Linked DNA regions of Mus musculus: region 1 is linked to region 2. The links are chromatin loops, found by intact Hi-C in ENCODE. Cell type or tissue: left cerebral cortex. All regions are shown on one strand. Links, peaks and the distances in the headings refer to the core of each region. The heading gives the core; the rest is flanking DNA. Region 1 overlaps Muc16 (mucin 16). Region 2 has its middle 9.7 kb from the start of Olfr24.

Region 1 (15,974 bases), core at 3,063-11,062, 240 kb before region 2:
TGTTTTTCTTTCTAAATTAAATAAACTACTTCCGAGGTTGCCTTCTTAGTTCTTTAAAACACTGCTTTGTTAATGAGTCTAAACTCACAAATTAGAACCCTAGTTCTCCTGGGAAAGTGGTCCTGGAATTATAGATCTGCCTTCATTCCTGGCTCCATGTGGTGGTTCTTGACTATTCATTCCTCTTATCCACAAATCAACTATTTTGTGTTTAAATCCAGGTTAGTCAAATAAAATCTAGCTTGTTTGAATATTGCTAATTTTAATATAAGTATATATTTGCTATAGTTCTAGTCTAGATTCTTTGGCACTCCTATGAATCACCATCATATCTGGTAGGCTTCATAAAATCAGCTATTTGTTTAAGCTCTGAATCAAGAAATTGAGAAAAATGATTCACTCTCCAAGCCCAGCTCTAGGGCAACAGATTCAGAAGTCCGTGCCAGGGTTTTCCATTGAGTCTATAGGTCTTCATGCTTGCAAGGGAAGCATTTTACCTACTGATCCATCTTTTTTGTTTGTTTGTTTTTGTTTTGTTTTGTTTTTTAACCAGTCAACATAGAGACTTGCTTGTACAGAGGTGATCTTTTTAAAAATTTTTTTATTTTATTTTATTTTATTTTAATTAGGTATTTTCTTCATTTACATTTCCAATGCTATTCCAAAAGTCCCCCATACCCTCCCCCCCACTCCTCTCCCCTCCCCCCACTCCCACTTCTTGGCCCTGGCATTTCCCTGTACTGAGGCATATAAAGTTTGCAAGACCAATGGGCCTCTTTTTCTACTAATGGCCGACTAGGCCATCTTCTGATACATATGCAGCTAGAGACACGAGCTCCAGGGGGTATTGGTGAGTTCATATTGTTGTTCCACCTATAGATTTGCAGACCCCTTTAGCTCCTTGGGTACTTTCTCTAGCTCCTCCATTGGGGGCCCTGTGATACATCCAATAGCTGACTGTGAGCATCCACTTCTGTGTTTAATACCCAAGATATAAGATACAATTTTCTTTTTTTTTCTTTCCATTTTTTATTAGGTATTTAGCTCATTTACATTTCCAATGCTATACCAAAAGTCCCCCATACCCACCCACCCCCAATGCCCTACCCGCCCACTCCCCCTTTTTGGCCCTGGCGTTCCCCTGTTCTGGGGCATATAAAGTTTGCGTGTCCAATGGGCCTCTCTTTCCAGTGATGGCCGACTAGGCCATCTTTTGATACATATGCAGCTAGAGTCAAGAGCTCCGGGGTACTGGTTAGTTCATAATGTTGATCCACCTATAGGGTTGCAGATCCCTTTAGCTCCTTGGGTACTTTCTATAGCTCCTCCATTGGGAGCCCTGTGATCCATCCATTAGCTGAGTGTGAGCATCCACTTCTGTGTTTGCTAGGCCCCGGCATAGTCTCACAAGAGACAGCTACATCTGGATCCTTTCGATAAAATCTTGCTAGTGTATGCAATGGTGTCAGCGTTTGGATGCTGATTATGGGGTGGATCCCTAGATATGGCAGTCTCTACATGGTCCATCCTTTCATCTCAGCTCCAAACTTTGTCTCTGTAACTCCTTCCAAGGGTGTTTTGTTCCCACTTCTAAGGAGGGGCATAGTGTCCACACTTCAGTCTTCATTTTTCTTGAGTTTCATGTGTTTAGGAAATTGTATCTTATATCTTGGGTATCCTAGGTTTTGGGCTAACATCCACTTATCAGTGAGTACATAATGTGTGAGTTCCTTTGTGAATGTGTTACCTCACTCAGGATGATCCCCTCCAGGTCCATCCAATTGGCTAGGAATTTCATAAATTCATTCTTTTTAATAGCTGAGTAGTACTCCATTGTGTAGATGTACCACAATTTCTGTATCCATTCCTCTGTTGAGGGGCATCTGGGTCTTTCCAGCTTCTGGCTATTATAAATAAGGCTGCTATGAACATAGTGGAGCATGTGTCCTTCTTACCAGTTGGGGCATCTTCTGGATATATGCCCAGGAGAGGTATTGCTGGATCCTCCGGTAGTACTATGTCCAATTTTCTGAGGAACCGCCAGACTGATTTCCAGAGTGGTTGTACAAGCCTGCAATCCCACCAACAATGGAGGAGTGTTCCTCTTTCTCCACATCCTCGCCAGCATCTGCTGTCACCTGAATTTTTGATCTTAGCCATTCTGACTGGTGTGAGGTGGAATCTCAGGGTTGTTTTGATTTGCATTTCCCTGATGATTAAGGATGTTGAACATTTTTTCAGGTGCTTCTCTGCCATTCGGTATTCCTCAGGTGAGAATTCTTTGTTCAGTTCTGAGCCCCATTTTTTAATGGGGTTATTTGATTTTCTGAAGTCCACCTTCTTGAGTTCTTTATATATGTTGGATATTAGTCCCCTATCTGATTTAGGATAGGTAAAGATCCTTTCCCAATCTGTTGGTGGTCTCTTTGTCTTATTGACGGTGTCTTTTGCCTTGCAGAAACTTTGGAGTTTCATTAGGTCCCATTTGTCAATTCTCGATCTTACAGCACATGCTGTTCTGTTCAGGAATTTTTTCCCCTGTGCCCATATCTTCAAGGCTTTTCCCCACTTTCTCCTCTATAAGTTTCAGTGTCTCTGGTTTTATGTGAAGTTCTTTGATCCATTTAGATTTGACCTTAGTACAAGGAGATAAGTATGGATCGATTCGCATTCTTCTATATGATAACAACCAGTTGTGCTAGCACCAATTGTTGAAAATGCTGTCTTTCTTCCACTGGATGGTTTTAGCTCCCTTGTCGAAGATCAAGTGACCATAGGTGTGTGGGTTCATTTCTGGGTCTTCAATTCTATTCCATTGGTCTACTTGTCTGTCTCTATACCAGTACCATGCAGTTTTTACCACAATTGCTCTGTAGTAAAGATTTAGGTCAGGCATGGTGATTCCACCAGAGGTTCTTTTATCCTTGAGAAGAGTTTTTGCTATCCTAGGTTTTTTGTTATTCCAGATGAATTTGCAAATTGCTCCTTCTAATTCGTTGAAGAATTGAGTTGGAATTTTGATGGGGATTGCATTGAATCTGTAGATTGCTTTTGGCAAGATAGCCATTTTTACAATGTTGATCCTGCCAATCCATGAGCATGGGAGATCTTTCCATCTTCTGAGATCTTCTTTAATTTCTTTCTTCAGAGACTTGAAGTTTTTATCATACAGATCTTTCACTTCCTTAGTTAGAGAAACACCGAGATATTTTATATTATTTGTGACTATTGAGAAGGGTGTTGTTTCCCTAATTTCTTTCTCAGCCTGTTTATTCTTTGTGTAGAGAAAGGCCTTTGACTTGTTTGAGTTAATTTTATATCTAGCTACTTCACCGAAGCTGTTTATCAGGTTTAGGAGTTCTCTGGTGGAATTTTTAGGGTCACTTGTATATACTATCATATCATCTGCAAAAAGTGATATTTTGACTTCCTCCTTTCCAATTAGTATCCCCTTGATCTCCTTTTGTTGTCGGATTGCTCTGGCTAATACTTCAAGTACTATGTTGAAAAGGTAGGGAGAAAGTGGGCAGCCTTGTCTAGTCCCTGATTTTAGTGGGATTGCTTCCAGCTTCTCTCCATTTACTTTGATGTTGGCTACTGGTTTGCTGTAGATTGCTTTTATCATGTTTAGGTATGGGCCTGGAATTCCTGATCTTTCCAGAACTTTTATCATGAATGGGTGTTGGATCTTGTCAAATGCTTTTTCTGCATCTAACGAGACGATCATGTGGTTTTTGTCTTTGAGTTTGTTTATATAGTGGATTACATTGATGGATTTTTGTATATTAAACCATCCCTGCATCCCTGGAATAAAACCTACTTGGTCAGGATGGATGATTGCTTTAATGTGTTCTTGGATTCGGTTAGTGAGAATTTTATTGAGGATTTTTGCATCGATATTCATAAGAGAAATTGGTCTGAAGTTCTCTATCTTTGTTGGATCTTTCTGTGGTTTAGGTATCAGAGTAATAGTGGCTTCATAAAATGAGTTGGGTAGAGTACCTTCTACTTCTATCTTGTGAAAAAGTTTGTGCAGAACTGGAATTAGATCTTCTTTGAAGGTCTGATAGAACTCTGCACTAAACCCGTCTGGTCCTGGGCTTTTTTTGGCTGGGAGACTATTTATAACTGCTTCTATTTCTTTAGGTGATATGGGACTGTTTAGAAGGTCAACTTGATCCTGATTCAACTTTGGTACCTGGTATCTGTCCAGAAATTTGTCCATTTCGTCCAGGTTTTCCAATTTTGTTGAGTATAGCCTTTTGTAGAAGGATCTGATGGTGTTTTGGATTTCTTCAGGATCTGTTGTTATGTCTCCCTTTTCAGTTCTGATTTTGTTAATTAGGATTTTGTCTCTGTGCCCTCTAGTGAGTCTAGCTAAGGGTTTATCTATCTTGTTGATTTTCTCAAAGAACCAACTCCTCGTTTGGTTAATTCTTTGAATAGTTCTTCTTGTTTCCACTTGGTTGATTTCACCCCTGAGTTTGATTATTTCCTGCCGTCTACTCCTCTTGGGTGAGTTTGCTTCCTTTTTTTCTAGAGCTTTTAGATGTGTTGTCAAGCTGCTAGTATGTGCTCTCTCCCATTTCTTCTTGGAGGCACTCAGAGCTATGAGTTCCCTCTTAGAAATGCTTTCATTGTGTCCCAAAGGTTTGGGTACGTTGTGGCTTCATTTTCATTAAACTCTAAAAAGTCTTTAATTTCTTTCTTTATTCCTTCCTTGACCAAGGTATCATTGAGAAGAGTGTTGTTCAGTTTCCACGTGAGTGTTGGCTTTCTGTTATTTTTTTTTGTTATTGAAGATCAGCCTTAGTGCATGGTGATCTGATAGGATACATGGGGCAATTTCAATATTTTTGAATCTGTTGAGGCCTGTTTTGTGACCTATTATGTGGTCAATTTTGGAGAAGGTACCATGAGGTGCTGAGAAGAAGGTATATCCTTTTTTTTTAGGATAAAATGTTCTGTAGATATCTGTCAGATCCATTTGTTTCATCACTTCTGTTAGTTTCAGTGTGTCCCTGTTTAGTTTCTGTTTCCATGATCTGTCCATTGGTGAAAGTGGTGTGTTGAAGTCTCCCACTATTATTGTGTGAGGTGCAATGTGTGCTTTGAGCTTTACTAAAGTTTCTTTAATGAATGTGGCTGCCCTTGTATTTGGAGCATAGATATTCAGAATTGAGAGTTCCTCTTGGAGAATTTTACCTTTGATGAGAATGAAGTGCCCCTCCTTGTCTTTTTTGATGACTTTGGATTGGAAGTCAATCTTATCACATATTAGGATGGCTACTCCAGCTTGTTTCTTCATACCATTTGCTTGGAACATTGTTTTCCAGCCTTTCATTCTGAGGTAGTGTCTATCTTTTTCTCTGAGATGAGTTTCCTGTAAGCAGCAAAATGTTGGGTCTTGTTTGTGTAGCCAGTTTGTTAGTCTATGTCTTTTTATTGGGGAGTTGAGACCATTGATATTAAGAGATATTAAGGAAAAGTAATTGTTGCTTCCTGTTATTTTTGTTGTTAAAGTTGGCATTCTGTTCTTGTGGCTGTCTTCTTTTAGGTTTGTTGAGGGATTACCTTCTTGTTTTTTCTAGGGCGTTGTTCCTGTTCTTGTATTGGTTTTTTTTTTTTTTTCTGTTATTATCCTTTGAAGGGCTGGATTCGTGGAGAGATAATGTGTGAATTTGGTTTTGTCGTGGAATACTTTGGTTTCTCCATCTATGGTAATTGAGAGTTTGGCTGGGTATAGTAGCCTGGGCTGGAATTTGTGTCCTCTTAGTGTCTGTATAACATCTGTCCAGGCTCTTCTGGCTTTCATAGTCTCTGGTGAAAAATCTGGTGTAATTCTGATAGGCTTGCCTTTGTATGTTACTTGACCTTTTTCCCTTACTGCTTTTAGTATTCTATCTTTATTTAGTGCATTTGTTGTTCTGATTATTATGCGTCGGGAGGAATTTCTTTTCTGGTCCAGTCTATTTGGAGTTCTGTAGGCTTCTTGTATGTTCATAGGTATCTCTTTCTTTATATTTGGGAAGTTTTCTTCAATAATTTTGTTGAAGATGTTTGCTGGTCCTTTGAGTTGAAAATCTTCATTCTCATCCACTCCTATTATCCGTAGGTTTGTTCTTCTCATTGTGTCCTGGATTTCCTGGATGTTTTGAGTTAGGATCTTTTTGCATTTTCCATGTTGTGCCGATGTTCTCTATGGAATCTTCTGCACCTGAGATTCTCTCTTCCATCTCTTGTATTCTGTTGCTGATGCTGGCATCTATGGTTCCAGATTTCTTTCCTAGGGTTTCTATCTCCAGTGTTGCCTCACTTTGAGTTTTCTTTATTGTGTCTACTTCCCTTTTTAGGTCTAGTATGTTTTTGTTCATTTCCATCACCTGTTTGTATGTTTTTTCCTCTTTTTCTGTAAGGACTTCTACCTGTTTGATTGTGTTTTCCTGTTTTTCTTTAAGGACTTGTAACTCTTTAGCAGTGTTCTCCTGTATTTCTTTAAGTGAGTTATTAAAGTCCTTCTTGATGTCCTCTACCATCATCATGAGATATGCTTTTAAATCTGGGTCTAGGTTTTCGGGTGTGTTGGGGTGCCCTGGACTGGGCGAAGTGGGAGTGCTGGGTTCTGATGATGGTGAGTGGTCTTGGTTCCTGTTAGTAGGATTCCTACGTTTACCTTTCGCCATCTGGTAATCTCTGGAGTTAGTAGTTATAGTTGACTCTGTTTAGAGATTGTTCTTCTGGTGATTCTGTTACCGTCTCTCAGCAGACCTGGGAGACAGATTCTCTCCTCTGAGTTTCAGTGCTCAGAGCACTCTCTGCTGGCAAGCTCTCTTGCAGGGAAGGTGCGCAGATATCTTGTTTTTGGACCTCCTCCTGGTGGAAGAAGAAGGCCCAAAACAGGGCCTCTCTCAGAAGCTGTGTTGCTTTGGCAGTTCCCAGAAGCTGTCAGCTTCTGTGGTTTAGACTCTCACCTGTGCAGACTAAATTCCTATGTTCCAGGGAGTCCTGGAACCAAGATGGCGACCGCTGCTGCTGAGGCTGAGGCCGCCTCCCAAGCCAGGCAGACACCTGTCCTCTGGTCCGGAAGGTGGCCGGCTGTCTGCGGCCCGCCAAGGGTGCTGCCTCAGCGGCTCTGTGCTTCTGCCTGTCCCAGAAGCTGTCCGGTTCTCTAGCGCACCCTCTAACCTGTTCAGACTAATTTCCTAGGTCCTGCGGAGTCCCGGAACCCAGATGGCGACCGCTGCTGCTGAGGCTGAGGCCACGTCCCAAGCCAGGCGGACACCTGTCCTCTGGTCCGGACGGTGGCCGGCTGTCTCAAGATACAATTTTCAAAACACATGAAACTCAAGAAGAACGAAGACCAAAGTGTTTTGTTACCCATGGAAGGAGTTACAGAGACAAAGTTTGGAGCTGAGATGAAAGGATGGACCATCTAGAGACTGCCATACCTGGGGATCAATCCCATAGTCAGCCTCCAAACGCTGACACCATTGCACACACTAGTAAGATTCTGCTGAGATATAGCTGTCTCTTATGAGACTATGCTGGGGCCTAGCAAACACTGATCCATCTTTTGAAACCACACTGTGGTTGCTATCCTTGACAAGGCCAGCAGAGGGGAATATTGTTACATGACTGTTCCCCAGGTTACAGTTTTACTGTAAAGAGATGTCTGCACATTAGGAATTTCTCAGATTTGATGGTGCACGACTCTAATCCAAGCACTCTACACAAGAGGTGGGGGGAGGGGCAGAAATTCTAGGTCACATTTAGTTGTATAATGAGGTTGAGGCCTAGAAATCCTCAGGGTCATTTGATCCTGAATTGGCACTTACCTGAAGGCTAATACTTGACAGTCAGAAAAGTAACTCTTGATGCTGCTGTTTCTGAAAAGCTGATTGAGCTGAAAAACAGGATAATGTTTCCTAGGTCAGAACCCTGTGGTCCACTGTCAAAGAAATAGCCCTTGAGTATACTTTCCAATCTATGACTTCATTGATAAATGAAAGCCCAAGTATAGGATGTCTTGTTCCAGTGTATGTCATAGCTGTAGCATCATTTGCTAGCTACTGAGTATCTATGTGTTCTTCTCAGTTTATAACTGGGTTAAAAATGTGTCTTTAGGGACTCTTATATTTTAAAAATTGCCCACTGACCCAGTGTTCATAGTCACTCTCTGCCCGGGTGTGAAGTGGATAAGCTACACCATTCTCACCGCATTTTCAATACTTCTTTTGGTTTGCTGGTATTTGGTGGTGCTTGGCTGGGCTATGTCTTGGGAATAGGGTAGGTTGGTGATGGTGAAGTTCAGGTTGAAATGCTGAGAACTGGAACTGGTTGTTGGTATTTCTGCTGGCAGAAGAATGGATGTCTTCATGTCTTGAGAGAGAGAGAGAGAGAGAGAGAGAGAGAGAGAGAGAACTTCCTATCAATTACTTGTCAACAATCACTTAGCCATTCATCATTCATACGAACACCCAAAGAAGTAGGCAACTCATCTCAGTTTACAAATGGGTGCTAAGGAGATGGCTCATCAGTATGTCTTCACCATGCAAGCATGAAGACCTCAGTTTGAATCCCTAACAACCACATAAAAACTGTGAGCAATGACCTACAGCTATTATTCTTCTAAGCTTATATAGTACCATACTGCTTTCTAAATTCATATCTCCCTACGTATAGCTTACTGCTACCTTCAGACCTCACTAGAGAAGTTATTTTCACAGTAAACAATGATAATACTTACTGCAATTCATGAAAGATCAAAGTACAGACAATACATTTCTCTAGAGTGTTCAGCCACAAATGGGACATCTATATCACACACACACACACTGCCCTTGCAAGGCTTAGGGATCACTGTGAAAGAAGGGGTGGAAAGACTAAGTGCTAGAGGTCAGCAAGGATGGAACAAAACAGCATGCTCTAGACATAATAGTACTGCTGTACGTAACAACTGACAGCAGCTGTGTTTGTCTTCAGAAGACCTGTATAAGACCAGTCCAGTAAATATCCAAGCACAGAGAGGAGAGGGTCTCACAGACCTCCATTCTTAGTTGAGGAGCCTGGCAGTTAAAGGAGAGAGAGAGTCACTTTTTTTTTAAGAGTGTGATTCATCATATTCCTGTAGGTGGCCTCACATCCACGCCTATATGAGCATCACAAATTGGTCTTGATGGGTTATGAAAAATTAAAGAGAATATTACATTGGGAGGGGTATACGATGAGGTTGAATGTGTAAGGAGTTGAGGGTGGAGTAGGGGTGAATATGATCAAAATATAGTATATGAATGCAGTTTTCAAAACATTAATAAATATTATATTAAGTAAGTGAGGTACAGCAGGTACTGTAATCCTAGCACTGGAGAAAAGGATGCAGTAAAATAGTTGGAACTTACTGACCAGCGTGTATGTTTGGATTGTGAGCTTCAGATAAAGTTTCAAAAACTAAGGTGGAGCACAATATAGAAAGACACCTAATACCAACTTCTCCATCCACAACATGTACACCACATACACACAAAGTTTATCTACAAAATAAAATAAACTGTTTAGGTGTATTTGCTTCATATTCCCTTCTTCCTTCCTTTAGGTGAATCATAACCAGGAATGATTAGCATGCACCTCCAGAAATCCTCCTTTATACCTGTATTTCATTAATACTCAACAGCCCTTTGCTTTCACCAGATTGATCCTATTGCTTCCACTTATGAAACTAGCATCACCATTTGTACCTATCACGTGCAGATCTTTCAACTGGTAGGTGGCACCCAGCCAGTGGGAGGAGGCATTCAGTGTCTTATTCAAGAAGACTTGCTTCACAAGGTTGGGATCCAGATGAGAGGAGAACAGTGCCTCAAGAGTGACCACTGTGGAGCCAGACCTAGGAACAGAGACCACAGGAATTCAGATAGCAATCAAACCTAGCAGTGTTACAAACTGCTACTTTTAAAGACTCAAAGATCTGTGAATAAGGATTGGGGTTATCCAGAATACTCAGAAACTCTAGGTACTATTTTTCTAGGAAATATGTTTTTTAGAAAATAAGCTGAACTACAATAGCAATAACAACATATCTTAAACACTTGATATGTATTAAGAACCTTAAAAAGTGTCTTCCATCTCTCTGGTGAAATGTATTTTTATAATTATTTTCATGTTAAATTTCAGAGGTGGGGCTGTAGAGATGACTCACTGCATAGGAAAACTCATATCATAAGCACAAGTAACTGAGTTCAGACCACATAAAAAGTCTGGGCATGCTGTGCATAGTCCTATAACCCCAGCATTCTCCAGGCTAAATAAGAAGATTTCTGGGTCTTCCTGGCTGCAAGCCTAACTTTATGTTCTATGAGATGCCCTGGCTCAAGATAATAAGGTAGAGAGTGATATAGTATGATATCTGATACTCTTTTCTGGCCTTTGCCCATGCCTGTGCATCTACATACTAGTGAATACACCACTCACATATACCACACACACACATACAATTAAAGGAATACCAAAGGCACTGAACTTTGGAAGCATTGCAAGTCCTGTTAGATGAGCCAGCACTTCTCAAGCACAGGCATCTTTGTTCCTTCCCTAAGACCAGAGCTTAAATCTCATGTTGGTAGTCCTTAGGATATTAATTTATCTGAGGCCCAGATTCTGTCAAATTACTATTGTACCCAACCCATAGAGATCTATGAGAGAATTTAATGAGATGATCATGCATGACAGTATTCAATAGGGAGGATTGTCTGGGATAAATATAGTTATCATGTTTAATTTGAATTCTGTGGCAAAAAGTGTTCCCCCAGATCTATCCTATTATTGTTAAATTTATGGAGGCAGATCAGTCAGATTCCAACCTCTAGAACTTACGTCATGTTGGTGACCAGGCAAGACTGGAAGACTTCTTTTAGCTGGCTGCCTGTGTAGAGTGTGGTGACCTAAAAGGAAGAGTAAAGAGGATTGGTTAGAGAGATCAACCATGGGGGTGAAGAGATCACCATAAACAATGGAACATATATGAATCTGGGAACATAGTTCAAATACTTACTCTGCCTCAACCTACTGTATCCCTCCAGACATTACATAGCTGGTACAGTTTGGATCTGAAATGTCCTTTGGGGGAGGCTCATGTGTTGAAGGCCCAATCTCTACTGCAGCAATGTCAAGGTTATGCATGTGACTAGATAATAATGATTGGACCTTTTGATGGACTAATCTATTGAGGTAGTTATAGTTAAATGAATGATTGGGAAGTAGTGGAAACTGTAAAGAAAGATGTTTACTTGGAGGCTTGGAGGAGATAATTCATTGGGAGTGTGCTGTTGAAAGACAGAGTCGTGTCCCAGATTCCTTACATAGGAGTAGCACTGCCTTACACACACTCCAGCCATTGTCATGTCTCACATCTCATGTCTCATACCTCACTTAAGGTCCAAAGTAATAGAGATGGCTGAGCCCAGCAATCAGTTGAAAAAAACCTTCCTTTGGTAAGCTCTTTGTTCCAGGCATTTTTTACAATCTAGAAATCTAACATAAGACAAAGACACCTTTAATTTTTTTTTTTTTTTTAGTTTTTTCGAGACAGGGTTTCTCTGTATAGCCCTGGCTGTCCTGGAACTCACTTTATAGACCAGGCTGGCCTCGAACTCAGAAATCTGCCTGCCTCTGCCTCCTGAGTGCTGGGATTAAAGGCATGTGCCACCATGCCTGGTACTTTAAAAGTTTTATTTATTTGTATCTTGTGTGTATGCTGTGGTGCATATCTGGAGGTCAGAGTCCAACTTTATGGACTTCTTTGCTTTTACCATTAGATGTGTTCTAGGGATCAAACCCTGGACATTAGATTTTTCCAACAAGTATTTTACTCTCTGAGCCATCTCAGCAGCCTTCCTGGTGCTTCTCCATGAGCCTCAGTTTGTGTGCCTGGAAATAGACCACACACCTAAACTGTACCATTGAAAACACTGGAGAAGTGGGAACACATCAGCAAAGTCAAAAAGTTAAAATGATTACTTGGTAGTTATCAGTCAGATGGAGTAATGATAGGGGTACTCAGGGAAGGGAAGGATGGGAGATTAGAAAGTGATTTCACCTTGTCTTCGATGTCCCTCTCTAGGGTAATATATTCTGAAGATGTTGGGTCTGTGTTGTTAAGGTTCCAGTTGATGATGCAGAAGTTTAGCTGGTACTTGCCCTGTATGGTTATATTCAGTGGCACATAGCCTACAGTATCAGAGGAAGAAAAGACCCTTAGTTCTTTGTACAGGTCTAGAGTTGCATTGAAAACCTCTACATGCTATGAGAATAAACCTAAAGTAGGCATGCATGCTAAGAAAGAGAGAGCTCACAAATGCAACATTACTCAAAAGTAGGGAGAAATGGACTTTTACAAAGACTCATATTACTCATAAATTTCTCTTTTTGTTTACCCAGGATCTATTTTGTGGAATGTGCTTCTGCCTTCTTTGCCCAGAAAATTCCCATTTATGCTTCAGGAACCCAACACAGTTGATCTTGATGAAAGTATACACACCTATCTTGTTCAATGTCTTGTCAGAAATGTACTAAGTACATTTCTACCATATCAGATTCTCTTTGAGGAATCCATTCTTGTCTCACCATTCCTCTAAGTGCCTATAACACACTGCTGCTCAAGTGAGACCTATTAACAAAAAGGAGCTCCATATGGAAGAGTCAATGATCCTTTCCCCAAAAAGAATGTATGTTAGACCCTGAATCTTGAATTAAAGTTTATCATGAATCAGCTTGAAGGCTATTATATCATGTGAAATTACCATATGATCTCATTTATAAGTGGAGTAATTATTTTACAAAATTATTGCATACAATTTCCAAAACAATTCTGATTAGAAAAAAATCAAAGACAATGAATCTCTCTCTCTCTCTCTCTCTCTCTCTCTCTCTCTCTCTCTCTCTCTGTGTGTGTGTGTGTGTGTGTGTAAGAGAGAGAGAGAGAGAGGGAGAGAGAGAGAGAGAGAGAGAGAGAGAGAGAGAGAGAGAGAGAGAGAGAGATGGGAACTGATGATCAAAAGGCATGGTTTCTCAATTAAAGTGTCCATTAATTGATGGATAGATAATGCCACAGAAAGAAAATGATTTCTCATTTGTGGGAACTTAAGGACACTTCTCACAAACAGTTGCAGACTAGATGTGATTTAATAGAAGTTGGAAATATACGGGATGACTAGAGGCTTGGGCAAAGGAAGAGGATTGGAGACAGGAGATGACTAGAGGCTTGGGCAAGAGAAGAGGATGGGGAAAATAGATGACTAGAGGTTTGGATAAGGGCAGAGGCTAGAGAAAGATTGATACTAATCTTCAGTTTCAGCTATGTGGGCACAAAAGAAACTCTGGCATTGCTACACTGATAGTGACTTTAGATAATGACATTGAACTGTAAACTTTAGAAAAGGGAAAAGATTTTAAAAGAGTTTTATTTTTATGCTAAAAATGGTAAACAGGGAGCTGGATATATTTAGTGTCATTTAAACATTGCCCAATACAAAAAATGAATAGAAACATGATTTCCCTAGAACATGCTAGCAACATATTTTGTTTCCATGGGCCACTTAAAATTATATTTATTAAAACATTAAATATACAAAAGTTTTGTTATAAGGTAAAGTTCTGAAAATTATTGTGAAGCATCTCTTTTCTCTTTTTTATCACTATATGCTTAAGCTTTTAGATAGAGGATGCTTGGTTTGGTTTTATTGAGACAAAATTTCACTCTGTCTTCTAGGTTGTCCTGGAGCATACTATATAGGTCAAGCTGGTTTTGTATTAATGACAATCTCCCTGCATCAGGCTCCTGAGTACTGGGAGTATAAGTATTAGTCACTGGGTTCAGTTCTGAGAGGGTTTTTTAAATGTTCTCCTTGTCATTTCTGTCTCTATATATCTCTTTTAGTTACTATTTGCAGGTATGTGTGTGTTAACTAACTTGATTATAATAAGTCATTTCAAAAACTATGCATATACCAAACAATCACTGAGATTATTTTAATGCATACAGTGTTATTTTTTCTTTAAATCTCAACAAGGCAGAGGGTAAAAGCAAGGAAATAATCAAATTTAAAATTGATGATATTAGGAGGACACAACATCTGTCCCCAAAACCAGAGTAACTGGAACCAGAGGGACCCACACATGCAGGAACTCCACTAGACAAGTGGCACAGGTTCCTTCCAGTCTGTCTGGGCCAGTATCCTGAGCAGACCTTGGGTGCAAACTACGAAGCCAGTCCCACAACACCCAGAGATAGCTTCACTCCTAGGCGCTCTAACATGCCCAGGATCCCAGGATCCCAGGAGCTTGGTCACACCAGGATCTCAAGGTCCCAATAGCAGCTTAATTCCCAGGAGCTCGGACACACCCAGTATCACAAGATCACAGAGACAGCTTGACTTAGAGGAGTTCTGACACAACCAGGATTACAGCAAGAACAGGCTCCAGTCAGATATAGCCAGGTAAAGTAGCACTAGAGATAACCAGATGATGGGAGGCAAGCATAAGAACATAAGCAACAGAAACCAAGGTTACTTGGCATCATCAGAACCCAATTCTCCCACTGTAGCAAGTCCTAGATACCCCAACACACCAGAAAAACAAGATTCAGATATTAAATCACTTCTCAAGATGATAAAAGAGGACATTAAGAAGGACATAAATAATGCCCTTTAAAAATTACAGGAAAACACAGGTAAACAGCTAGAAGCCCTTAAAGAGGAAACACCAAAATCCCTTAAAGAGTTACAGAAAAACACAATCAAACAGGCAAAGGAAAGGAACAAAACCATCCAGGATCTAAAAATGGAAATAGAATCAATAAAGTAATCACATAGGGAGATAACCCTGGGGTGAGAAAACCTAGGAAAGAGATCAGGCATCATAGATGCAAGCAAGCATCACCAACAGAATACAAGAGATGGAAGAGAGAGTCTCAGGTGCAGAATACCATAGAAAACATTGGCACAACAGTCAAAGAAAAGTGCAAAAATAAAAAACCTCCTCAAAACAAACATCCAGAAAATCCAGGACACAATGAGAAGACCAATCCTAAGAATAATAGGTATAGAAGAGAGTGAAGATTCCCAACTTAAAGGGCCAGTAAATATCTTCAACAAAATTATAGAAGAAAACCTCCCTAACCTAAAGAAAGTAATGCCCATGAACATATAAGAAGCCTACAGAACTCCAAATAGACAGGACCAGAAAAGAAATTCCTCTCGTCACATAATATTCAAAACACCAAATGCACTAATTAAAGAAAGAATATTAACAGCAGTAAGGGAAAAAGGTCAAGTAAGATATAAAGGCAGACCTATCAGAATTACACCAGATTTCTTACCAGAGACTCTGAAATCCAGAAGATCTTGGGCAGAGGTCATACAGACCCTAAGAGAACACAAATGCCAGCCCAGGCTACTATACCCAGCCAAACTCTGAATCCCCATAGATGGAGAAAACAAGATATTCAATGACAAAACCAAATTTATATCTTTCCACAAATACAACACTACAAAGGATAATAGATGGAAAACAAACACAAGGAGTAAAACTACACCCAGGAAGAAGCAAGAAAGTAATCTTTCAACAAACCCACACAAACATAATTCCACCTCTAACGAGAAAATTAACAGGAAGTAACAGTCACTTTTCCTTAATATCTAGCTCTTAATATGAAGTAATATTACCAACATATCCTAATTGATTGAAGTTCAAAAATATAAGGAATTAGAAATTTGTCAGCTGTCATCATGTGGCCTCTCTAATTTGGTAATGGGAGAAATAGATCCAATATTGTACAATCCATACATACTTTCTTCTTGTTTGTACATAACAGGGTCTTGTTGTGTGCCACATAATGGTGAAATCGTGCTTCTCCTATCTCAGCCTCTCTATAAGTAGGATTGTTTATTTGATATTTTTACACTATACTATGGTTTTCAGGACAG
Region 2 (15,974 bases), core at 3,530-11,529:
TGGAGTTCTGTGGGCTTCTTGTATGTTTATGGGCATATGTTTCTTTGGTTAGTGAATTTTTCTTCTATAATTTGTTGAGAATATTTACTGGCACTTTAAGATGAAAACCTTCATTCTTATCTATACCTATTTCCATAGGTTTGGTTTTCTCATTGTGTCCTGGATTTCCTGGATGCTTTGAGTTAGGATCTTTTTGCATTTTGCATTTTCTTTGACTGTTGTGTCCATGTTTTCCATGGAATCTTTAGCATCTGAGATTCTCTCTTCCTTCTTTGTATTCTGTTGATGATGCTTGCATCTATGGCTCCTGATTTCTTTCCTAGGATATCTATCTCCAGAGTTGTCTCCCTTTGTGATGTCTTTACTGTTTCTACTTTCATTCTTAGATTCTGGGTAATTTTGTTCAATTCCTTCTTCACCTGTTTGGTTGTGTTTCCCTTTAATTCTTTAAGAGATTTTTGTGTTTCTTCTTTAAGGGCTTGCACCTGTTTACCTGTGTTATCCTGCAATTATTTAAGGGATTTTTGTGTTTCCTCTTTAAGGACGTCTCCCTGTTTAGTTGTGTCCTCCTGTATTTTTTAAAGGGAGTTATTAATGTCCTTAAAATCCTCTGCCAGCATCATGAGATATGATTTTAAATCTGAGTCTTGCTTTTCCAGTGTGTTGGGTTATCCAGGACTGGCTGTGGTGGGAGTACTGGGTTCTGATGATGCTAAGTAGTCTTGGTTTATGTTGGCAAGATTCTTGTGTTTGCCTTTCACCATCTGATAATCTCTGGTGTTACGTGTTCTTGCTGTCTCTGGCTGGAGCTTGTTCCTCCTATGAGTCTGTAAACCAGTTTCAGCACTCCTAAGAGACCTGCTCTCCTGGCAAGACCAGTGCACAGAGGGTAGCAGAACAGCCCCAACTCCTGGCTGCAGATGTAGACCCATAGGACCTTGTTCCAGAAGCTCTTCTGCTTCTGTGGCCTGTGCTCTCCTGAGTGGTCCTGCCTTAGAGAGACACGAGAGAGGAAATGGAGATCTCCCCTGAGTTCCAGGGACCAGAGCACTCCCTAGAGGCAAACTTTTCTGTGGCAGGGAAGGTAGGCCCATAGGACCCTGTTGTCTGCTTTTCAATCATATTAGCTACCAGAACACACAGCTACCAGGAACTTTGAGCTGTCTATTTTCAGCAATAGTCTCATCCAGGTGTTTCACCGGTTTCAAATCTTTGTAATGTGATCACATTCCATTTTGTGTGTATCCCTGACTACACCATGTTCCCTCTGTGCCTCCTATGTTGATGAGTCACTACCTTGTCTCATTTTTCATTACTTTCTTCATAGTTAGTAATATCTAAAGAAACTATGCTTATATGTTTGCTTGCTTGGTATCTGTCTCCTCACTAGACAGGAATTCTTTCTGTTTTTAGTCACATTGCTTTGAATTTTACACATAGAACAAGAAACTCCTCCCCCAAAGCTGTTGCTCATATATCCTCTTTGTTGTTTGACATGGGTGAACTTTGAGGAAATAAGTAAAGTGAAATAAGCCAGACCCAGAAAGATAGTTATGGTATGTTGTCATTTCTATTCATGGAATCTAAAAACTAAAGAAATAACCCCCCTAGAACAGTGATTCACATGCTGGGTTGTGATACCTGTGTGGGGTTGAATGACTATTTCACAGGGGTCACCTAAGACCATTGGAAAACACAGATATTTATATTATAATTTATAATAGTAACACAATTACAGTTACAAAGTAGCAACAAAAATAATTTTATGGTTGGGGGTTACCACAAGAGGAACTGAATTAAAGGGTTACAGCATTAAGAATGTTGAGAGCCACTAGTCTAGAGAAATGAAGAAAGGTAATCAAAATGGATTGTCATTAAAAGTGAGAGATGGAGTGTTGTGGCGAGGGAATTTTCACAATATACAATACATAACTGTATGAAAATATTGTTTATAAAATTATAACATACACAATGAGAATATACCATAAAAATTTTTACAAAATATTGTGTGTTTGTGTGTGTGTGTGTGTGTGTGTGTGCGCGCGCACACACACACACATAAGCATATGTGCTTCTGGGAGTTGTATTCAGTGTTTGTAACAACTATTTTAACATTCTTTTTATCTAATATCTATCTTTCCATAACATACTCCAATTTATAAAATAGTTGAGCAATACCTAATTCAGTACTGTCTAATAGAACATACCTAACTCATTTGTTCTTAAAATATTCTAGGATTCATACTTAAGAAGTATGAATAGATAACTAAAATTAATTTTAAAATGTATTTCAGTTGTCATTGAAAAGCATTAGATATAAAATGTAACATCCATGTAATACACTGTTCATGTCCCAATTCATAATTTCAGAGACCTGCATTAACTTCAGACCAAAACATTACAAGAAAATGGGGGAAATATGCAATTGATAAATTTTAAATCGTGTGCTGTTCTGAATAGTATTAATTTTTCATTCATCCTTTGTGGATGGGAATCATACAGTTGGGTGGTGAGCCTGTGTGCTATCTATGCAGTTTATGTTACCTTATTATTTGTTTTTTAGTGTCTGTCTCAGATGATCAGATCTACTGAAGGATGTGGAAAGGGGAGGGTGGGGAGATAGAGTGAGAGAGCACAAGAGCAAGAAGAAGAGCAAGAGCATTAAATTCCCAATATGTTTTTTTTTTTTTGAAGGATATGCCCAATGATCTAACTTACTCTCACAAGGCCTTATTTCTTATACATTTTAAACATTTACTAGTCAGCTAGACTAGTTTTCTATAACCCCTGAGTTTTCAGAGGGCATGCACTATGTCCCCAAACCATCCTCTTCCCACAAGTTACCCTCCTTTCAAATGCCTACAATGTGCACAGGCCTGGTGTTAGATTAGGATTGACTGAGGTGATAAGGAAATCCAAGAAAGAAAAACAACAGGCCTTCAACAGGCACAAATTGTCTTTTGTTCAGGACAATGAGGAACAGCATTACCACCATGGGAAAAGGGACCATATGTGCATGGCACAAGAGTCTTGGGGAGCTTAATGGGCAGATGAGAGTCTTGGGGTGGAAGATTATATCTGCAGATCAGTTCTTGTGTGGTGACAATGTTGTAATTACCACCAGAGGTTGGTGTGGCCTTGTCAAGAGGGCAGATATTTTTTTGGTAGTAGGGAGATTCCTTAGTTGATGAGTACCTACTATCAAGCTCTCTTGTCAGGGGTTCCCATATCTTAGTAGCCTGCAGACAGTATCATTGAGTCCATGCTTTGGGAGAGGCCATACCACTTCAGACTTCCTTACAAGGACATATAGACATAAAGCCTAGAAGTCTGTAGGTGTTAGGAGCATGTAAAATTCCTCCCCCAGATCGTTAGTCCACCTGAGGTTTCTGGATCATTAGACTTTTATGTCAGACCTTGAGAGCAAAGAGAAAGGGAAGAGTGCCAGGTTCATTTGGCTGTTCATGCTCAGTGGGTGGTGAAATTGATTTTTATAGGGCCCATGAAGGCATAAATCAGGTTGTTCTCATGCAGCAAGAGGACTGTTTTAGGTTGATTGTGAGTCTGTTGTTATGTCCTCTCAGAGAAGTGTCTAGGAAGTTGTCTTAGTCAGGGTTTCTATTCCTGCACAAACATCATGACCAAGAAGCACTTGGGGAGGAAAGGGTTTATTCAGCTTACACTTCCATACTGCTGTTCATCACCAAGGAAGTCAGGACTGGAACTCAAGCAGGTCAGAAAGCAGGAGCTGATGCAGAGGCCATGGAGGGATGTTCATTACTGGCTTGCTTCCCCTGGCTTGCTCAGCCTGCTTTCTTATAGAACCAAGACTACCAGCCCAGAGATGGTCCCACCCACAAAGGGCCGAAATTTCCCCCTTGATCACTAATTAAGAAAATGCCTTACAGTTGGATCTCATGGAGGCATTTCCTCAACTGAAGCTCCTTTCTCTGTGATAACTCCAGCTGTGTCAAGTTGACACAAAACTAGCCAGTACAGAAGTTAAAGGGCTACAAGTGGCTGATTTGGTTACAAAATGAAACTGAGAGATCACCCAGTTCTGGAAGTCAGTGCACAGAAGTTGGGTAAGTAAGTGGAACTGACTGTTTTAAGAGCTAGTGAGTTCTGTTTATGATGGGTACCCATCTCTCTTGAGTAGAGATCAAGAGGGGAGATAAGAATAGAAGCCACAGACTGTAGTGCAACTGAGATAAAGTAATCTAGGACTAATGTTTTCTTTTAGATTCAGTTCTTTGGGCTAGTGGCTAGTCCCACCACCAAGAATGCTGGTGCAAAGTAAGTTAGCAGATGCAACAAGGGGCTTCAGAGAATTGAAGGGAGAGGACAGAAAAAATAGAATATTAATATATATATATATATATATATACATATATATATATTTGGATGAAAGGGATGAATATTCCTTGCATCCAGATAACTTCTACAATGTCCAAAGTATCTTCTTACTAATGTATTCAGAACAAATGGAGTTCTTGAGGGTTGAGAACAAGTATGGGAGCTTACATGGAGCTCTTCTGTTTACATATAGGAGGAAGTCTCATTATTTTAAGGGAGCTGGGTATATTAAATAAAACATTTAAAAGACATGTTCAAATGTAAGTATGAGTCTCCAGCATAAGGAACAAGAGTCTGGAAGCTTCGTATGAGAAGTCAGTTAAAGCAGTAGAGAAACAGAACCCCATAGACTCATCCTTAGAGGATGGTTTAGCAAAGTTTCAAGGATGCCACTTTGATATTTTGAATAACTTCCTAAGCCTGTGTGGTTGATGACAGAATATCTGGGAAGCTCCTTTGACTATGGAACAAAAGTGGTTAGATATAGAATGACGCATTATAGTGTGTGAGAATTACTCTTCCAGGAAGAAATAGTGTTCCATAATTTGTAAATACAGCTTTTATACTTGGCCTCAGCATTTAAGAAGATAGGACTGTTTCTCAGTTATAGATAGACAGTTTAGAGCTGAAGGAAGCCAAGAAGTATCTTATTTCCCCAATAGACATTCAGACAAAACAAAATTATAAACTATTATATTGTTTACATAATATTATATATAATATTTAACTCAATGCAAAAATATATATCTTCTTTTCAGCAACTTATAGGACTTTCTACAAAATTGCCCACATACTTGGATACAAAGCAAGTCTCAACATGATAAAATAACTGAACACCCTGGCTATTCAGGCAGTGTCAGGCATGGCTCTTAATTTCTTTAAAATTTTACATTTGCTTATTTATTTGTTAAAGGAAAAGAAACCGTGCAATTGTGGAAGTCAGAGGGTACCTTTCAAGATTGGTTGTCTCCATGTCATGGGTTCAGGGAGGCATATAACTTTATCTGTTGAGCAATCTTGCTACCCTAGATATTGACTTATCTATCTATCTATCTATCTATCTGTCTGTCTGTCTGTCTGTCTGTCTGTCTGTCTATCTATCTATTTTGCCCAGCATGACTAGATAAACAAATAATGCAAGATCTCAGTCTATGGAAACTGAGCTTCAAGTTCCCATAGTGCTGCATTGACATAATCCAAATTGTGCGAAGCATTCCTGTGTCTGGAATGGAAGATCCATAGTCTTGTGAGTTTCTTAGTAGGATTTGAGTTCTTAAGACAGAACAGGAAGGAGTAGGAAGATACGTCTGTTGACTTGAGGTACTCTTGAACTTCAATACTGGAAAGAAAGAAAAGAGGATCACAGAGGTTTACTAGTCAGCCCCTGTAACTAACCTGGCTATGACCAGGCCATGAAGACACACACACACACACACATACACACACACAACCATCCCTCACAGAGACAGAGACAGAGAGGCAGACACACACAGAGGAGAAACAGAGACACAGATACGGAGAGACAGAGAGACACAGAGAAGGATAAACCTAAACCAAACTTCATGTACTTTTGTTTTTCTCTGTTAAAACAAAAACAAAAAACAAACTACAAACAAATAGACGCCCCCCCCACACACACACAAATTTACATGATAAAGGCTAGATTGTCCTGAGGTTTTCCCTGAAGCCTTAATTTATGGAGAAGATCCGCAATTCCTTTTCTAATCCAGAACTTGTTTCAAAGAGTCAGTAGTGGCCCAGAGCCAGAACCCTGGGGGAGTTGTGCCTTCAGAGCCAGAGAACTCAACTCTTCCCACCCTGAATTGTTGTAGTTATCGATTCCAAGGCCACTGAATGCTTGGTCTGTGATGCTTTTTAGATATCTGTGTTCCCTTTGCACAACATTAGCTTCCTTCAGACTTTGTTCCAGCATGTATGTGATAGCTTTCCTGTGAATCTGTCTCATTCTCTGTCGCTTTGCAGGTAGTATGTAAAACGCTGTATTTCTAATAAACTTGTTTGTGCAATATCTCCTGGCCCTAGGTTTTACGTCTTTTTCTTCTCATCTTCTGGCCCTCCCCTTTAGGACTCTGTAACTAAAGAATAACTTGTTCAAGCCACTTCCCTCCCCCTCTCTGTCACACACACACACACACACACACACACACACACACACACACACCATAAAAGCATACAATCAGAAAAAAATATATATGTACTCAGAAGACCAAGAAGAAAAAAATTCCTAATACAAGACAACAAGTTTATTTTGTGTTGACCAACTGTCTGGGTGTGTGGCCTGCCCTGAAGTGAAGTTACTATACCCAATGAAACGCCACTGGAGAAGAATAGTTTTTCCTTTGCAAGTAGGTTCCAATTGTAGACAGCTTCTTAGGACAGGGTGCCCATGTCTACTCCATACTCTTAGCACTGGAACCCCAGCTGGCTTGAATCTGTGTGACTCCTGGTAGTGAAACAACAACAACAACAACAACAACAACAACAACAACAACAAAACATCCGAGCAACACAGCAATGAAGCTATGCACAAAGATAGGTGAATTTGGGCACAAGAATTTGCAGGGCTTGAGACTTCTAAAAAATGTGTTTGTGCTGCTCCCGTGTGTTTATATTTGGAATTACAACAATCTCGAGTAAATATCTTGGACGCATACAAATCAAAGCTCAAATGTTCATAAGCATGAAATTCTCTGCAAAGTCTTATAAAAATGGATTGGAATCCAGAGGGCATCCACTGAGAATTCCAGGATTTTTAAAATCAGAGAATATTGTATAGGCCAAGGGATACACAGATTGTGACAGAAATACCGATTTTTATGAAAGAGAAATGGGCTCTTCAGAATAGAAGTGGGCTAAAGAGGTGGGTAAGGACAGATGCTCAAGATTTATGTTTCAAGCATAGTTTATATAGCATGTGCCTTCTTACTCAATTACTGGGCTTTTGTTTCTCATGCTGTGTTTTGTTACATGTAGCTCTGATGGCTGCCTACCAGTAATTCTAGCCTCTGCAAGTGAAGACTGGACAAGGGGATAGCTGTATTGGTCACCCCTGATTTTGGTTGGGAGAATTTGCCTTAATGAATAAGATGCAAGAGCTATGGAAGATGATTCCTGACAGCAAGCTGGGGGTCCTATGGGAACTTACCCCTTACACACACAAGAAAAGAAAAGAAAAAAAACCTAAGTCATATGCTTGTTTAATGGGATATTTGTTTACAGACTAAAGACCACAAACACACACACTCTCACAAAGCACACACACAGCACAACACAGATGTACACTTGACCTTAGACAGCAAACACACATGCAGATGCATGACACCACACTACATGTCGACACATACATCACACACATGCACACACACACAGAGCAAATCCCCAAGCACACATCTCCCCTAGCCAGTAATTTGTAAATTTAAATGTCAATTGTTCCTCATGGTGCATGTTTTGTTTTCTATTCTTGGAACACTGCCTCCTTCAAAGAAATGCTTCCTTTGTTGCTACATTTGCAGCTTTGTTAAGATCTGTCTTAACAGAGACCCTCAACCATTAAAAGAGTTGTCTGTCACATGACCCTGAGTCATGGCTAGATATTTAACAAAGAGACTGCACAGCAAGTTAACTTGTTCATGGTTTTATGTGCCACAAGAGGCTTCAAACTGTTTTATGTGACTGTGGGCTTGAAGCTATCCATTGGAATCAGGTGGGTTCTTTAGTGCCTACACAATTGAAAACAATGGTTGTCCCTCTTCAAGAATCAATTAGCAGCAAGTGGAAGGAAGGCCTCTCTCTGGGGCATGCCTACTGCAGGCATCCATAGCTGCTGTGAGGACAGGGCTGTATTGGCCTTGTTATGCCCTGAACAGAGCATCTCAAATTTCTTCTGCCTATCTTTTGTCCCTTACATTTTTGGGGGGTGGGGGCTCCCTCTTCCACAATATTCCCCGAAGCTTGGGTGTGCTACATGTTTTTATAAATATTTGTATTAAGAAATTTCTACAAATGAGAGAAAATATTCAAGAAGAACTTCTACACTAATTTCCAGAGTTGCTGTGCCAATTTACACTTCTACAAATAGCAAATAAATGTTTCACTTTCTCCTCATCGACACTAGCATTTTTTTTCAATTTCTTTTTGTCATTTTTGATTTGGCTCTTAGCCATTCTGATTAGGATCTGATGAGATATCAAGGTATTTTAAATTCTATATTTTCTTCCTAGGTAAGGATGTATAACATTTTTTAAAAATTTTCTTAGCCATTTGTATTTCTTCTTCTGAGACTGTTGTCTTTAGTTTCATAACCCAATTTTCAATTAGATTGTTTGGTGTTTATGTCTCTCTCTCTCTCTCTCCCTCTCTCTCTCTCTCTCTCTCTCTCTCTCTCTCTCTCTCTGTGTGTGTGTGTGTGTGTGTGTGTGTGTGTGTGTGTGTGTGATAGACACCAATTCCCTGAGAGATTTTAGTATGTTATCCTGTTTGGCTTGGAACTCTCTACATAGACTATCCTTGAACAGACAGAGATCTTTCTGCTTCTGCTTCCTGGGTGCTGGTGTCTATGTATCACCATCTGTGATTTAAGAAATATCTGGAATTGTAGTTTTGAAAATCACTATAAGTAAAACTGATTTTTTGATATAACTATACCATTTTTATCATTTTATCTTTTATAGGCACTTGCAGAATCCAGGCAACATGAACAACATATAAATACAAAGTTAATGTTTTGCAATCAGCACGCAGAAAAGTTTCATCATTCTGTCCTTGATTTCCCCAGAGCTACCCCTTTTATAGATATAAGAAACAGCTTTGTATCACCCCCATTAACAATTCCACTGCCTAGAGTAAGAGCTGGTGGAATACATGTTTGTTGAATGATTAAATGAATAAAAATGTATTGATGCTAACAAATGGAATTTGATATGGGAGTTCTAACACACACACACACACACCCTCTAGTTGAGAGTTGAGTTGTGTTTTTTTATTTATTAAAGCAGAATTAGAGAATCTATAGCTGGTAAAAATCCCAAGGAAATTTACTATCTCCTATAGCATTTCTTCTTTCACAAGTGTGGAAAGTCTGACTGTTAGGTTTCTCTTTATTTTATCTTTTATCTTTTATTTTTAATTTTTAATTTTTTATTAGATATTTTCTTCATTTACAATTCCAATGCTATCCCGAAAGTCCCCTATACCCTTCCCCTGCCCTGCTCCCCAATCCACCCTCTCCCATTCCTGGCCCTGGCGTTCCCCTGTACTGGGGCATATAAATAGTTTGCAAGACCAAAGGCCTCTCCTCCAAATGATGGCCAATTAGGCCAACTTCTGCTACATATGCAGCTAGAGACACGAGCTCTGGGGGGTACTGGTTAGTTCATATTGTTGTCCCTCCTATAGGGTTACAGACCCCTTCAGCTCCTTGGGTACTTTCTCTAGCTCCTCCATTGGGGGCCCTGTGTTCCATCCAATAGATGACTGTGAGCATCCCCTTCTGTATTTGCCAGGCACTGGCATAGCCTCACAAGAGACAGCTATATCAGGGTCATGTCAGCAAAATATTCCTGGCATATGCAAGTTTTTAACTGTCTGTATTAAATGACCCAGAATCACCTGAAAAGTGCCTTAATTGAGTATCCTGTGGGCATGTCATGGAGGGATTTTCTTGATTGTTAATTTACACACACATACATACACCACACACACACACACACACACACACACACACACACACACACACACACACCAGTCCATTGTGGGTAGCACCATTCTCTGTGCACAAGGTCTTGAAAACGATCTATGTATTTATTTTCTCTGCTCTTGATTGTAGGTCAAGATTGTAGGTAAGAGTTCTGTCCTGACTTTTCCACAATGGTGGACTGTAACATGGAACCCTAGAGGCAAATCAACTCCCTTTTTAAACAGGATTTTTTTTTGTGGGGCTAGCAAGGAGACAGAAAGGGTATACATCACTCTGTATAACTGAACTTGGGGATTGTCTTAGTTTTTAAATCAATGTTCTATAGATCTGTGTGTGAGCACAATAAAACTACTTCCTAGCTTTCAGCCTTGGGTACTGGTACACTTGATCATTTTCTGCAACACTGTAATGATTTATATTGTCCACTTAACAGAATTTAGAATCACCTAAGAATCATGCTTTCTGGGAGATCTGTGAAAGATTATCTGGACTAGATTATCTGAGGTGGAAAAATGTTGCTCCAAAGAGAAAAGTGTGCTAAGTCCAAACACTCGCTGCTGCTGCCAGCTTTCTTACTGTGACAGCTACCTCAAGCTCCTCCTGAAATGACTTACCTGATGTCAGAGACTGTACACTTGAAATGTGAGCCAAGATAAGCCTTCTCTGCATTAAGTAGACCTTGTGCATTTGTCACAGCAACAGAAGTAACTGACACCTACTCCAGAAGCCTACATAGTGATATAGATATGCCTCTACTTCCGCTTTTAATAATTCAGACTTAGCTGACTGACACTGCAGATATAGAGGGGGAATCCTCGTTCCTTCAGTGTGGCACCTGAATCTAGTATTTTTATTACTTGATTCTTCTACAAGTTTTCTTTCACACATCTCATTCTAGTCATTTAGGATACATGGGAGGGTTATGTATTTTTTGCACAGGCTGACTTGGTGTTAGATTTGTGTCCCTAGACCCTTCGTGTCAAGTTCTTAGTAAAAGAAAAAAAAATCTATCAACTTCTTCATGGGTCAATATCTTAGGTTGATTTTATTGTTGTTGTTTGTTTTGTTTTGCTTTACTTTTTTTGAAACAGGTTATCTTGTAATTTGGGTTGGACTTGAAATTACTATACAGTAAAGAAGGGTGGCTCTGAACTTCTACTCTGCTTTTACTTTCTAAAATTTGGGCCTGTGTAGGTTTAAGCTGTTTTTTAAATAATTTTTATCTTGTGCATTATTATTATAATAATTATAGTGTCAGGGGAGGGATGCATACATGTAATCATATATGTTAAGGACTTCTTGGGAATCAATTCTCTTTTCAGCTTGTTGAGGCAGGATTTCTGCTATTTCTGCCATGCTTTGTGGACATCTGGCATTTCATGTGATACTCCTGTCTCTGCCTTCCATCTTGCTCAGTAGTGCTGGAACTGTAACTGTGTGCTATTGTACCTGGATTTTTAAACATGGATTTTGATGATTAAATTAAGGTTTCCAGGCTTCCTATGAAAGGGGTTTTAACCACTGATCCATATTGTCAACCTATTTTCATTTAAACTAAAGATTTTATTTTGTCAGAAGTGATTTAAGAAAGACTAAGGAAAGCAAGTGAGTTTTTCTCAAGATGGCCTTTCATGGTCTACAATGGGAGAGCTCTGAGGTAGGCTCCACAAGACTTCCTTCCAGGATTGCTTCTTATTATTTTTATAGCTTTTCCATCACTATTACATAGTCTAATGATTCCTGAACATTAGCCCACCCTATTGGGCATATTTTCTGAAGATCACTAAAAATGTACTTTCATATATAATGCTATGTAGACAAATTGATGATTTCATAATTCCTAAAGTGATTCTATAGAATTCCTAAATTTATACAAGTGATTTTGAGCTCTCTATAGTATGAAAGCTGCAGTTGGAGCTCAATAAAACTTCATGTATAATGGGCTAATGATGCTAGGATAAGAAAGCAGGCTTGGAACAAATTTATACTCAGGGAAAACATTTGTCCTATGTTAGCTGTGAAGCCATTATGTGATAACTAAAGTTTGTAAACTGGGTATGGACAATCTATTGTAGGTGCAAGAAGAGAAAATAAAATATTGACTGGCTTATCTATATAGAACTTCAAAATAATAAGACACTGGACAAATGATTTGTCTCCTGGCAAAACTGTGCTATGACATAAGAATCATTGTTTTAAACTTTTAATGAACTTATGGAGCTCATAACAGATAATGAATTTTTTTTCAGGTACAAGTCTTAATGGAAACATATGCAAATATTTCTGCTGTACTTCTCTATCGTTTTATGACGAATTAGTGTCTTAAACTTTCTATGAAGTTATGGAATATAAAGATTCTTGAAAAATTATGTGATCAATTATTGTGTAAAAGTATAAGAATGAAGAACAATAAGGGAGAAGTTTTTTCTTTTTTTCAGCAATAAACGATGGAGCTTCCTTTTCGTGCAGAATAAGTGAGGTTTTATTTCTGTATTGATGCTTGCTCATTGGAACTTCTGTTCCATCTACCAAATGTATATATGCATATGTAAGTATAGGTGCATATATACAGATATGCACAACACTTGTGAATGATAAGACAGGTGGTCAGGTGGCCAGGCATGAGCAAAATGTGTGTGTGTGTGTGTGTGTGTGTGCATGAATGTATGTGTGTGTCTGTGTGAGGTGCTTGGGGAAGATATTTTCTTTCTCTTTTTTTCTTTTCTCTCTGGTTCACAAAGAGTTAATGAGTTCCATGCCTCTTTCCTGGCCACTGAGGGGCATTTGAGCCTGGTAACTAGGCTTTGTATCCTAAATCCCTGATACTAACAGAAGGGCTTTATTACTAGAAATCGCTGGCATATAGCCATAGAATACTAAGAAACTAGCACTTATTAAAGTACAAAATAGTAAGATAAAGGAAATCAGAACTTATAGCACAAATAGTAAGATTATAAGGCCAGATCATCAGTCTTTAACCTTCATCCAACTCTGTGTCCTGCTTCAGTACCAATTAATAATCTCCAGGCTGGAGCTGAACTCCAGCATTGGTGTTTTATTTCAATGATGTGTATATGTGTATGTCTGCCTTAACCACTATCCACTGCAAAAAGAACCTTCTCTGGCCAAGGCTGAAGTAATTTCAAACCTATGGGAATAAAGATAAATACCCATTGCATAATGGAACTTAATAAAGAGAGACAGGCAAAGAGTATATGACAGTGGAACTATAAACTCATAATGCAGCTGAACTCTTTCTGTAAACTAGGTATAACTTCAGAGTGCAACATATCACTCATAATTAAACAAAATCAAATCCTGCCAGTCATATAAAAGTGCAGCAATACATAGTGAGTGAGACTTTTCTTGAGGATATACAACACACGTACCCACTGATCCTCAATAGGGAACTGAGATCAAAGTAATGATTGCACCAATGATCAAATCCAATGAGCCAATGAGTTTTTATTGCGGTTATGTATAGGAGGAGAGATGACTTGAAACAGCTGTGCATCAAAGCCCACCCCAGCAAGAGTGACAAGTCATGGAAACAAAAATCCCAGAGCTCTCTGTATGACTTTAGGCACCTAGACAGGTTAGAGAATCTCCTCTTGGTAGCAAGGATGACTGGTCTCCTTTTCCAGCAGTTATTTTCTCTTTCTATATCCTTGGAAAAGGGTCTCCATGAACCTCATAAGTTTCCACTTTCTTAGACCTGTGAAGTTTGTTTAGTTCCCAAGCCTCATGAGCTTTCACTCTTTCCTTGTGGGAATATTTCAGTTCAGTGTGAAACAGTCCACTTGGGACAATTATTAGCAACCATGCTGATTAAGCCAATTAAGAGAAAACAGGTCCTTTAATAATTGATAAACTAACAATAGGCTAATGCCTCCAAAATCTCTTTTGGTCCCAGAACCCAGGAATAAAGTGTTTTCAAAGCCCCCCCCCCCCACTCACACACAATTACATCACACAATTACATCAGTGTTGGGGGATTTACATCAGTGAAGGGCTTGAAGTAACCTTGTAACATCTGGTTTTCTTTTTTTGTTGTTGTTGTTTTTTTTGTTTTTGTTTTTTCTTTTTTTTTTTTTGAGCATAGCACTATTTCCCAGATACCATATGAGAATTATGAGAATTATTTATAATTTATGTGTCCTCTAGTTATTTTAGCTAAGTTTGCACAAATATTAATTATTGTGATTAATATATCTGTTTCAACCATGGTCAAGGTCAGGTTCTATCTCAAAATCACTGCCGTGTTGGATATGGCTACTGATGGATGAAAGGCCGAGTTTTGTTCAGTAGGACATAAAATAGAGTTAGGATAAGATAGTATTATCTTAGTGATCTAAAGAGGAAAATGGTATACAACAGTACATTGCACTCAGTACAGAATCTTGTCAATCTTAATTAGTGTCCATGTTACTGATTTCTATATTTATTCTTTTTATTGCTATTTTACATTTCTCCTTTGCTGTGTGTATGTGTATGATGGTGATGATGATGATGTTTACGTGTGTGTATGTGCATGTGTGTATATATAAATACATGTGAATGAGGAAGGGCACATGTATGCACAGTAAGCATGTGAGAACAGAATGTTGGTCATCATTTCACACCTTGTTTAAGACAGGGTCCCTTGTTGTTAAATTGCTGCATATCACAGGCTGGCTGCCTAGTGAGCTTGTGGAGATACTTTTGTCTCTAGCTTCCATATTGCTGCAGATATACTGCGATTACAGATGGGTGTTGCCATTTCAGTTCTGAGGAATCCAAATACTGGTCCTTAAGTTTGTGCAGCTAGTGCTTTATTTACCAAGTACCACTTCCCCTGTCCTTATTTCTGTTTTAAGGATCTCTCTCTCCTCTCTCTCTCTCTCTCTCTCTCTCTCTCTCTCTCTCTCTCTCTCTCTCTCTCTCTCTCTCTCTTTTACTATGATATAAAGAATGTCTATAATGTAATGATATGTTTTATTATTCATGTCTATCTCTATCTCTTTATGTCATACTGTGTTGGAGCCCAAGGCATGGTGCATAATAATCAAGCATGCAACTTAATGAACTACATCTTCAGACCCCTCTAAATGATCAAGATGCTATGTTGAGAAATTGACAAACATACCTTCTGAATACCTATGCTTATACATTATAGACAAAGTCTGCTTCCATCTTTGGTAAGAGAAGAGTCTTCCTAAAATAATGGCAGTGAATGAAGATATTCATGGGGTTATTACTGTAAGCAGTCCAAGATGGAAAAATTAGGAAAGTTTGTATGCTTGGTATTAAAGAAGACATTTATGTAAGCTCAGGGAACATTGCAGAAGAGAGGTGGTGGCAAGTATGTAAGATTTGGAGGATAAGGAGTGCATCTATGAACAATCATTTTATGGACTAGATATAACGATTACTATTATTAACTCATACTGATTGTAGTTATATTCACTGAATGTACACACAAGAATAACCTTATTAATAATAACTCAATGGAGAGGGACTTAGTATGTGCAACCTTTTGTCTTAGAATCACTGGCTATTGATAGTCTCTGAGAGAGAGGGAACACTTGTTTTCATTTGTGTACCTGCTGTCAACCCATCAGGCATCAACAGATAGCTTTGATCCAGTAGGCATATAGATGGCCTTGGGTTACAGAAAAATGTCTTACATGAACGTGTAAGACAGATCTGTGTAGAGGATCAGGGCTTTCTCAGGAGTGATAGGAAGGTTGGAGATAAGAATTGTTGGTATATGATGTGGAAATATATGAGACTATCTAAAACAAATATAATTAATAAAAACATTGACTTGAGTTATGTACTTATACTAAGTTTATGTGAATACAATATCATATCTCTACAATGCTAAAATCATCAGATGATACATTTCTCATAAGATATTATT

What was found. Peaks named below come from ENCODE experiments on the same cell type or tissue, not always from the same donor. Only the 100,000 strongest peaks of a DNase experiment are listed, where the experiment ranks them.
Region 1: a loop joins it to region 2, with 7 times the contacts of the local background. A loop is called at or near these places in 15 of 42 quality-filtered maps.

Annotation. Positions count from the first base shown.
Region 1 is chr9:18,500,666-18,516,639 of GRCm38, forward strand. Muc16 (mucin 16) reads right to left here. Exons shown (of 87, transcript NM_001378248.1): 79 at 12,089-12,219; 80 at 10,867-10,934; 81 at 9,735-9,883; 82 at 8,216-8,379; 83 at 7,836-7,903. Among named protein-coding and RNA genes, the nearest start is that of Mbd3l1, 30 kb to the left of the region's middle. In left cerebral cortex, for the core only: a CTCF peak has its summit at 7,614 (motif pointing right); a DNase peak (open chromatin) is centred at 7,640.
Region 2 is chr9:18,737,983-18,753,956 of GRCm38, forward strand. No RefSeq gene overlaps it. Among named protein-coding and RNA genes, the nearest start is that of Olfr24, 9.7 kb to the right of the region's middle. In left cerebral cortex, for the core only: a CTCF peak has its summit at 7,000; a DNase peak (open chromatin) is centred at 6,963.